2 separate regions of the Homo sapiens genome follow, and region 2 is linked to region 1. The links are chromatin loops, found by intact Hi-C in ENCODE. Cell type or tissue: sigmoid colon. All regions are shown on one strand.

What was found. A loop is a pair of places that touch in the nucleus more often than their neighbours do. Peaks named below come from ENCODE experiments on the same cell type or tissue, not always from the same donor. Only the 100,000 strongest peaks of a DNase experiment are listed, where the experiment ranks them.
Region 2: a loop joins it to region 1, with 4 times the contacts of the local background. A loop is called at or near these places in 1 of 110 quality-filtered maps.

Annotation. Positions count from the first base shown.
Region 1 is chr1:56,144,531-56,148,530 of GRCh38, reverse strand. No RefSeq gene overlaps it. Among named protein-coding and RNA genes, the nearest start is that of LINC01755, 200 kb to the right of the region's middle. In sigmoid colon, no CTCF peak of the experiment used is centred here; a DNase peak (open chromatin) is centred at 1,860; H3K27ac peaks cover 205 bases.
Region 2 is chr1:56,451,365-56,455,364 of GRCh38, reverse strand. The region is part of intron 1 of LOC124904185 (a long non-coding RNA gene); the gene reads left to right. Among named protein-coding and RNA genes, the nearest start is that of LINC01767, 38 kb to the right of the region's middle. RefSeq lists enhancers at 1,287-1,962, 1,963-2,638, 2,639-3,314. In sigmoid colon, no CTCF peak of the experiment used is centred here; DNase peaks (open chromatin) are centred at 2,114 and 2,954; H3K27ac peaks cover 1,135 bases.

The DNA of each region.
Region 1 (4,000 bases):
CTGCTGCTTTTACATGAAAGCAACCATGGACTACGTGCATATGAATACGTGGCTGTGTTCCAATAAAACTTTAGTTATGAGCCCTGATCTTTGAATTTCACATGACTTTCATGTACCATAAAATGGCATTGTTATTTTAAAATTTTTTAACCGTTTAAAAATGTAAAACTTCTTAGCTCACAGGCTATTCAAAAACAGGCAGGCCAAATTCAGTTTGTGGGCTACAGTTTACTGACTCCAGGTCCAGTTAAATAATAGTAATAATAATAATAATAATAACAACAACTTCCATTTGATGAATCCCTATCTTGTGACAAGCACTATATACATTTTACCACTCATTTTTCAGGTGAGGTGGTAAACAAACATTCAGAGAGGTTAATTTGGTCAATGTCACAAAGCAAGTAAGTAGAAGAGCTGAGAACCAAATGCAGATTTGTCAGTCATGGAATCCATGCTTTTCACCATTATGCCATGCTGCCTCTTAATTTAAAATATGCAGTTTTACAAAACTTACTGATCAAATTGTGGCTCATATTTGCAGGCTTTTGTTAATAGGGCACTCTAGAAGGAGTTAAGATGAGATTCAAGTGTTGGTACCAGCAATGCCAATAATTCCCCATGTGACTTTGAGGAAAGCTCTCGAGTTTTCTGAGTCCTCTCAACCATAAGACAAAGGGATTGGAAGAGGGTATAGTGATTTTCAAGGGCAGTGGCAATTTTGTCCCTCAGGGACACTTTGTAATATCTAAAAACATTCTTGCCTTCATTTGCCACTGATAACTTGCAGGAGTGTGCTATTGACTTCTAGTAGGTAGAGCCCACGGATGGTACTAAACATCCCACAATGCACAAAACAACTCTTCCCCCTCCACCCCACCCACACACACAACAAAGAATTATCCAGTCCAAAATGTCAATAATGCTTAGATTGAGAAACCATGGACTAAGGTTTGAGGAGCTAATGTACCAATTATCTCCTCAATTTCTAAGAACTTGAATTTTTTTATTCATTTCATGAATTCATTTGGATTCATTTAATTAAAATCCAACTCATTTCTCCTCTGTGAATCATAGATTCCTTTTTTATAAAACAAGAGGATTAAACAATATAATCCCAGAGATTCTTTCCAGCTTTAAAAAGTTCAAGCGTATGATTAATAGGGTAATATTAAAAATAAATGTTGTGCTATTAATTCCAAGATAACACGAGTCATTTTTATACTTTTGTCTCATTAACTAGTGCTGCCCAACTCCCTCATCCTCACAGGGCAAAGTTTGTAAATTTGAAGTTCATGGCCTGAACTCAGCCTGCAGATGTGTTTTGTTTGGCCAATAGAGTGTATTAGAACTTTGAGAGTTAGTGGCCAACATTTAAAAGACTGGATATTTCCAATCAACATCCACATTTCCAGATTTTTTTTTTTTTAAATCATAAGATCTAGCAACTCTGGACTTGATTCTTGCATGGCAATGGCTAGCTGAGGCTGAATAAAGCTATTTCTTTAGATGAGGCCTAGTTCTCCTTTAACCAGACTTCATAGCTCACAAATTTGAACTATACCTGGCCATCTTCATTTATTTATATGACTTCTGTCCCTACCTGCCTGGCTCCTCAAGGTAGCTGAATTTGCTCCTCCTGTCCTAGAATTCTCCATGTGCTCATGGAATGCCCAGAAATGCACACGGTGGGCACTTAGAATTGTGGAATTTTAGAATAAATGAAATACATGTTAAACCCTGCAATTGAGTCTAAGTAAACAAGAGGATAGGAACAGGATGAGGAGAACAGTCTTTGCAGCAGCTTGTAAAAACATCTTAAGAGTTTTAACGGACAGTATGAGGCAATGGTGTTCTGTGCCTGCCAACTAGCTAATGTGATCCCTGGCTATATTATTAAGAGTGCAACATTCTGATGGGACATAGGGCAGTCCTGCTCTTCTCTCTGCTGCTCAGATGCATTTGACTCATCATGATTATTTCTTGGCACTACACTTGAAGTGAAGTGATTTTAACAAGGAGTTGAACAATGAATTGGTGAGATGGCTTAGAATCTCTTCACTGGAGTGAGATTTGAAGAAGCTGGGGCCACTGATTCTGGAGAAGAGAGGGCTCATGAGGCACAGGTGAAACTTTTCAAATGTTAGCATAGGTGTCCTGAGGAGGAGGTACAGATAAGCACCATGACCTTCAACACACGCTTCCACCCCTCTCTTTGAGCTTCAGTTTTCTCATTTTTATAATAAGGGGATTTGATTTTTAATCCCCTGAATAAAAATTAATCTTGAATAAAGCTATATAGCTACGCAAAATAAATGAATTTACAGCTGCTTTGGTTGGGGGGTTTAGGAGGCCTAGAGCCTCGACTACTTAGCTCTTCTTTTCAGCCCTACAAGTTTCACAACTGAGAGAGCTCTCCAGAGCCATGGAGTTTGAAAAACCCTGATCTAGATTTCTAAAATTGCTACTAATTCCAAAGCTTTTATATATCACTCAGCCTGTGTTTTCTGGCTGTGAAACAACAAGGAAGGCTTTTGGAATAAGCTTAGGGATGAGATGCACTATCAAAGGCAGGGATGGGGAATAGAGAGTCCCAGTGAAAGAAACAGTAAGAGTCATGGAGAACTACACAGACTGGCTGAAACCTACTTTGCTTAAAGTGAGTCAATCCCCACTCCATGACAACTGTCTACTAACAAATGATGATGGCAGCTTTGTCTTTGTTTCTTTAGATGCTTTTGAAGTCTGGCTCTTGTCGACAGTGTGGTTTTCTCTTTAACACCAAGTCCACCTCCCCACCCCCTTGCATTTTGTGGTTGTCATGCAGTTTGAGGATTACCCCAGTGCAGGAGGTGGGTCCCCATTGGGTTAAGCAGTCATGGTGATCCATCTTTCTTCACAGTGATTGGTTCAGGAGCCCAGGCCCCAGCCAATCAAAGTGTTTAGAATCCCTGTAATGAGGATTGTTAAGGAATGAATGTATCACCCAGCTTGGGCAATGAGAGCTGCAAGGGGATGTTGGCTGAGGCACCCTTTAGGAAACGTTTCTTCATTTGTAAGAAAGAAGCAAATGAAGAGATAGTTTCTGTCTTCCTCTGGATATTGGAATGTGGTCATGTGTGCACTAATGGCCTAGAGTTGCTGCAGCCATTTTAGTGATAGCCTGAATAGAAAGTTGGCCTGTGGAGAAAGACTGAGTCAAAAGAACTTCAGGACAGTGGAGCCGTCAAATCTGAAACCTGCTGACCTTCTGGACTCGTAGGCATGTAAGCCAATAACTTCCCTTCTTTCCTCATTATCTTAGCCAGTTTCATTTAGGTTTTCTGCTTCTTTAAGCTTAATGAATCTCAACTGATACACCAGCTCTTCCAAGCCAGAAAGGTTTCCTTTCGATGACGGTGCATGGGAGTAGTGAGTCATGTTGAAGAATGGATCAGACACATCTTATGTCCCACCTCAGAGTCTCTTGGCCTTACCTGCCTTTTGAATCCCAGATTGCTTATTCTACCCCAGCTGCTGCAGCAGTCTGATTCTGTGATAACTCACAGTGTTAAACTTCCTAAGGCCAACCAACATCACTCCTGAAATCAATAGTGGCTCACAACACTTTTGGACTCATACAAAGACCAAGCTGCGGGCACGAGACCTGGCTTCCTGAGCAGCTGCTATAGGAGCCAGGTGATGCAACTTAGGATTGTGGGGGAGTTAAATCTCTGGAAGGTAAAGTTTGAGCAATGGAATTTAGGAGATGTGAAGGAGCTGGCAGACACATTTCCATTCCTCCATGCAATAGACTGAACCAAGGAGCATGTTCCTCCCGGAACAGCCCATGTGGAAATATCTCATATAGGTAGACTGATGCCCCTGCTGAAATGCAACACCTTACGTTTATAGTTCTGCTTCAAACTGCCTCGCTTCCCTTTTCGCTCAATTTTGCAGCCATAAAAACATACCTCCTAAATAAAGCATTAGCATTCAATACTTACCTCAGGCTCTGTTT
Region 2 (4,000 bases), 310 kb before region 1:
CCCTCTTTCTTCTGGACTACAGAACAGATGTGAAGCAATCAACTTTTTTTTTTTTTTTTTTTCTTGAGATGGAGTTTCGCTCTTGTTGTCCAAGCTGGAGTGCAATAGCTCAGTCTCGGCTCACTGCAATCCACGACTCCCAGGTTCAAGCGATTCTCCTGCCTCAGCCTCCTGACTAGCTGTGATTACAGTCATGCACCACCACACCCAGCTTATTTTGTGTTTTTAGTAGAGATGGGGTTTCTCCATGTTGGTCAGGCTGGTCTCGAACTCCCGACCTCAGGTGATCTGCCCACCTCAGCCTCCCAAAATGCTGGGATTATAGACTGAGCCACTGCACCCAGCCTGAAGCAATCATCTTAAGCCATGAAGTGACCCTGAGGAGGCAACCACACACTGGACACCGAGGGAAAGGCACATGAATCATGATAACTTAATGGAATAGCCATGCCAGACCTGATTGACCTTCCTCAGGCCTTCCTTATCACTGGAGAATAATCCTCTGTGATTTTATGTCACTGCGGTCAGGTCTTCTATGACTTGTACTTGGTACTTGGATACAATCTCTAAATGATACACAGTCCTCCTGCCCTCTTAAATTAAATTTGTATTATAGATATTTTCCACTGTCAATGCATAAAAAATCTACCATATTCTTTTTAATAACATAATATTCATAATAGTCCATTGCAAGGATTTATCAAAATTTACTCAATTCTTTATTGACAAAACTCAAAATTTCTTTAGAAATTATAAACACTGTGGTATAGAAATCTTTGTGCACAATTTAATATTCTCTTAGGATAAGAAGAGGAATTTTAAGGCTAAAAGATTTGTGCATTTTAAATGGATAGGTATTGCCAAATTGTCTCTAGAAAAGTTGTTCCAAGCTATACTTCTTAGGTAGAATTATATATTTATGTAATTACACATATATATGTTATACATTCAAAGCATGAAGAATAGCATAAGAAATGTGGTATGCCTTAAGGCCGGGCGCGGTGGCTTACGCCTGTAATCCCGGCACTTTGGGAGGCTGAGGCGGGCGGATCACGAGGTCAGGAGATCAAGACCATCCTGGCTAACACGATGAAACCCCGTCTCTACTAAAAATACAAAACATTATCCTGGCGTGGTGGTGGGTGCCTGTAGTCCCAGCTACTCGGAGGGCTGAGGCAGGAGAATGGCGTGAACCCGGGAGGCGGAGCTTGCAGTGAGCCGAGATGGCGCCACTGCACTCCAGCCTGGGCGACAGAGCAAGACTCTATCTCAATAAATAAATAAATAAATAAGTTTGGTACGCCCACTATCCAGTTGAAGAAATAGAACATTTCCACAGCCCTTCTGAAAAGTCCTGTGCACCAACCCTCATCAACCAGCAGGCTAGTATCTCTTTGGCTCTTTCGACAACCCTTGAAGCGAGTGGAACTCTTTCACGAGCAAGTGATAGACAACAGTGATAGATAACGCACACCCCTGCTCTGCAAAAGAATGTATCAGTTCATACAGTTTCGAGATCCTGGGCTGGGACTGGCTGGAGGGGTCTCACATGATCTCTCTTCCTCTCTCAGGACTCCTTTCTTCCATGTTGGCTTCAGTCTCAGTTTCCACATAGCACCAGGATGGGCCAGCAGCTCCAGGCCTGCATTCCCCAGGTTTATATCTAGAGGAAAAAAATACTGCATCTTCCCTTTAGCTCCCACACACGACCTGGCTTCACTCTGATTAGATTAACCAGAGTACCGAGCCAGTCCTGAGCATACTAGCTCCCACTATGGCTTTGTCATCTGGAGTCTATCAAAGCCTTTCTGATGCTAATTTATACTTTCTGCCTGTATTGGAATAACAAACCCCGGGAGTTAACTACTTTTTTTTGTAATGCACTCCCTGGTAGAGGACAGTACAGAGATAATGTCTGCTAACATTTACTGAGTGCTGTAAAGTCCCGGATGCCTCACCTTATTCAATCTGCCTAATGTCTCTGCAAGGTGTGTATAATGCCCATTTTATAAATGAGGAAAGTAGAGAAGATAAGTAACTTTGAGCTCACATGTGTGTGTTGAGGCTGGGATCCAGCCCCAGGTTGACCTCACTCCAATGTCTAGTGGCCACGCGGCAGGCCACATGGCCTCCCTTGCAATAGGCATGTGTTTACCTCACAGGGCTGTTGAAAATGTCACATGAAAACACTGTGTCAGCTGAAGCACTTCACAAACATCAGTTCACCGAACTCACTGATATGCCCTAGATTTACCTCCTTCGAGCCCCCAGGGGGAAAGGAAGAGGACAGATTGGTCACTGGCCTTGTCATCCTGAGATCAAAAAATTAAGCAGGGGAAGAAAGAGACAAATTATTCCCCGAACTGTTTTTCTGTATTTCTACAAAGGCTGTTTACAACTCTTCAGGATTTTAAGAATTATACAAACCACTTTTAAAAGAACTATGTACTCTAGACAAACAAGGTGCTGGGAGGACCCTGTGAGGGGTGGTAGAAAGAATTAGAATTCAGAGTGGACAGATCTGGGTTCCAGCCCTGCCTCTGGCCATTGCTGGCCCTACTGTGTGCCTTGGAGCATGGCCCAGTCTTCTTGCTGGCCTCAGTTTCCCCATTGGTTCAACAAGGGGTTTGAATAGAGACATTTCCCATCCTGAAGTTTTTCATCTGTAGAATAAATATGGGGTGGGGGTGATGAGGAGGTGATAGTGGCCCCAGGCTCACCAGGTTATCATCTCTGAAGGTTTCAGAGAAAAAAGAAAGTATCTTCCATTGACATTAGAACAACCTCCTTGTGGGCTGAGGAGGAGCTGAGGAATGGGACCCTAGGGGGTTTCCTGCCTCTGGAAATATTTGGCTTTGGTTATTCCCCAGTCAAAAGCTTTGTGACTCCTGCAAGGAGTTGCTTGGAGTACATGGCCAAGCTCCAGTTTGGATGTGAGGAATATAGGTCATTAGTAAGAGATTTTAATGTCCCGTAAACTGGCTTCCTGGAGGGGAGTGCTCACTCCAGTATAATTGAGCTGTTAGTGAGAAACTCAGCCTGTTTGCAGCCAAGGACATGCAGAGTTTGGGGAGAGAGTCCTGGGGAAGTGCAGTGTCAGGAGATGAGATGAGCACTGGCCTGGGAGTCAGGGGCTGTATTCCAGGCTCTGTCACTGACCCGGGCAAGTCACTCACTTCTTCTCCCTGGGCCTCATTTTCTTTGTTTTCAAAATGAGGGGTAGTATTGAATGTGCTTTGGGGCTTTCCAGTTCAGACAAAAAGCATATGAGGAGGTTAAGCCAACAGATGCTGGAGCCACCCTGCCTGAATTCTGATCCAGCCCTGCTACTCACTGTCTTTGTGTCCTTGGGTGATTTATTTTAACTCTCTGCACTTCAGTTTTCTCATCTGTAGAATGGGAATAGACTCACCACATGTGGTTTTGTAACAATTAAATGTAAAGCACTTAAAATAATGCCTGGCATAAAGTAAATGCTCTCCAAGTACAAGCCATTATGTGACTAAATTGCCATAACACATTATGAAGGCTCACCCATTCCAGAGCAGGCAATGCCCTCTGTGCAGGAGGATGGGAGGAGCAGCGCTTCTGCTGTGGGGATGGCCAGCCTGCGAGGCTTCAGCCATGCACCAGGCTTTCTATGGCAGGGGGAAGAGGACTGTACCCAACCAACTCTGTCCATTGAGGACTGTACAGGGAGGAGGCGTCTTGCTAAGGAAAACTCTGTGGGGTCAAAGTCTAAGACACACTGTCTCATGGCAGGGAAGAGGGAAAAGTAAAAGAAAGGAGGGGCAGCGGAGGTGGTTTCCTCTGCATACAGTCGGAGTATGGTGTGCTTTGGGTGAGACATGGGTTCACATCCTGGCTATGTTACACTCACTTTTTGTGGGAGCCTTGGATGAGTCTGTGGATTTTTCTGTCCTTCTTGTCACTCATTTGTCAGATGAGAACATAGTATCCAGATCTGTGATCTGCAGATAGTGTGAATGGAATAATGGCA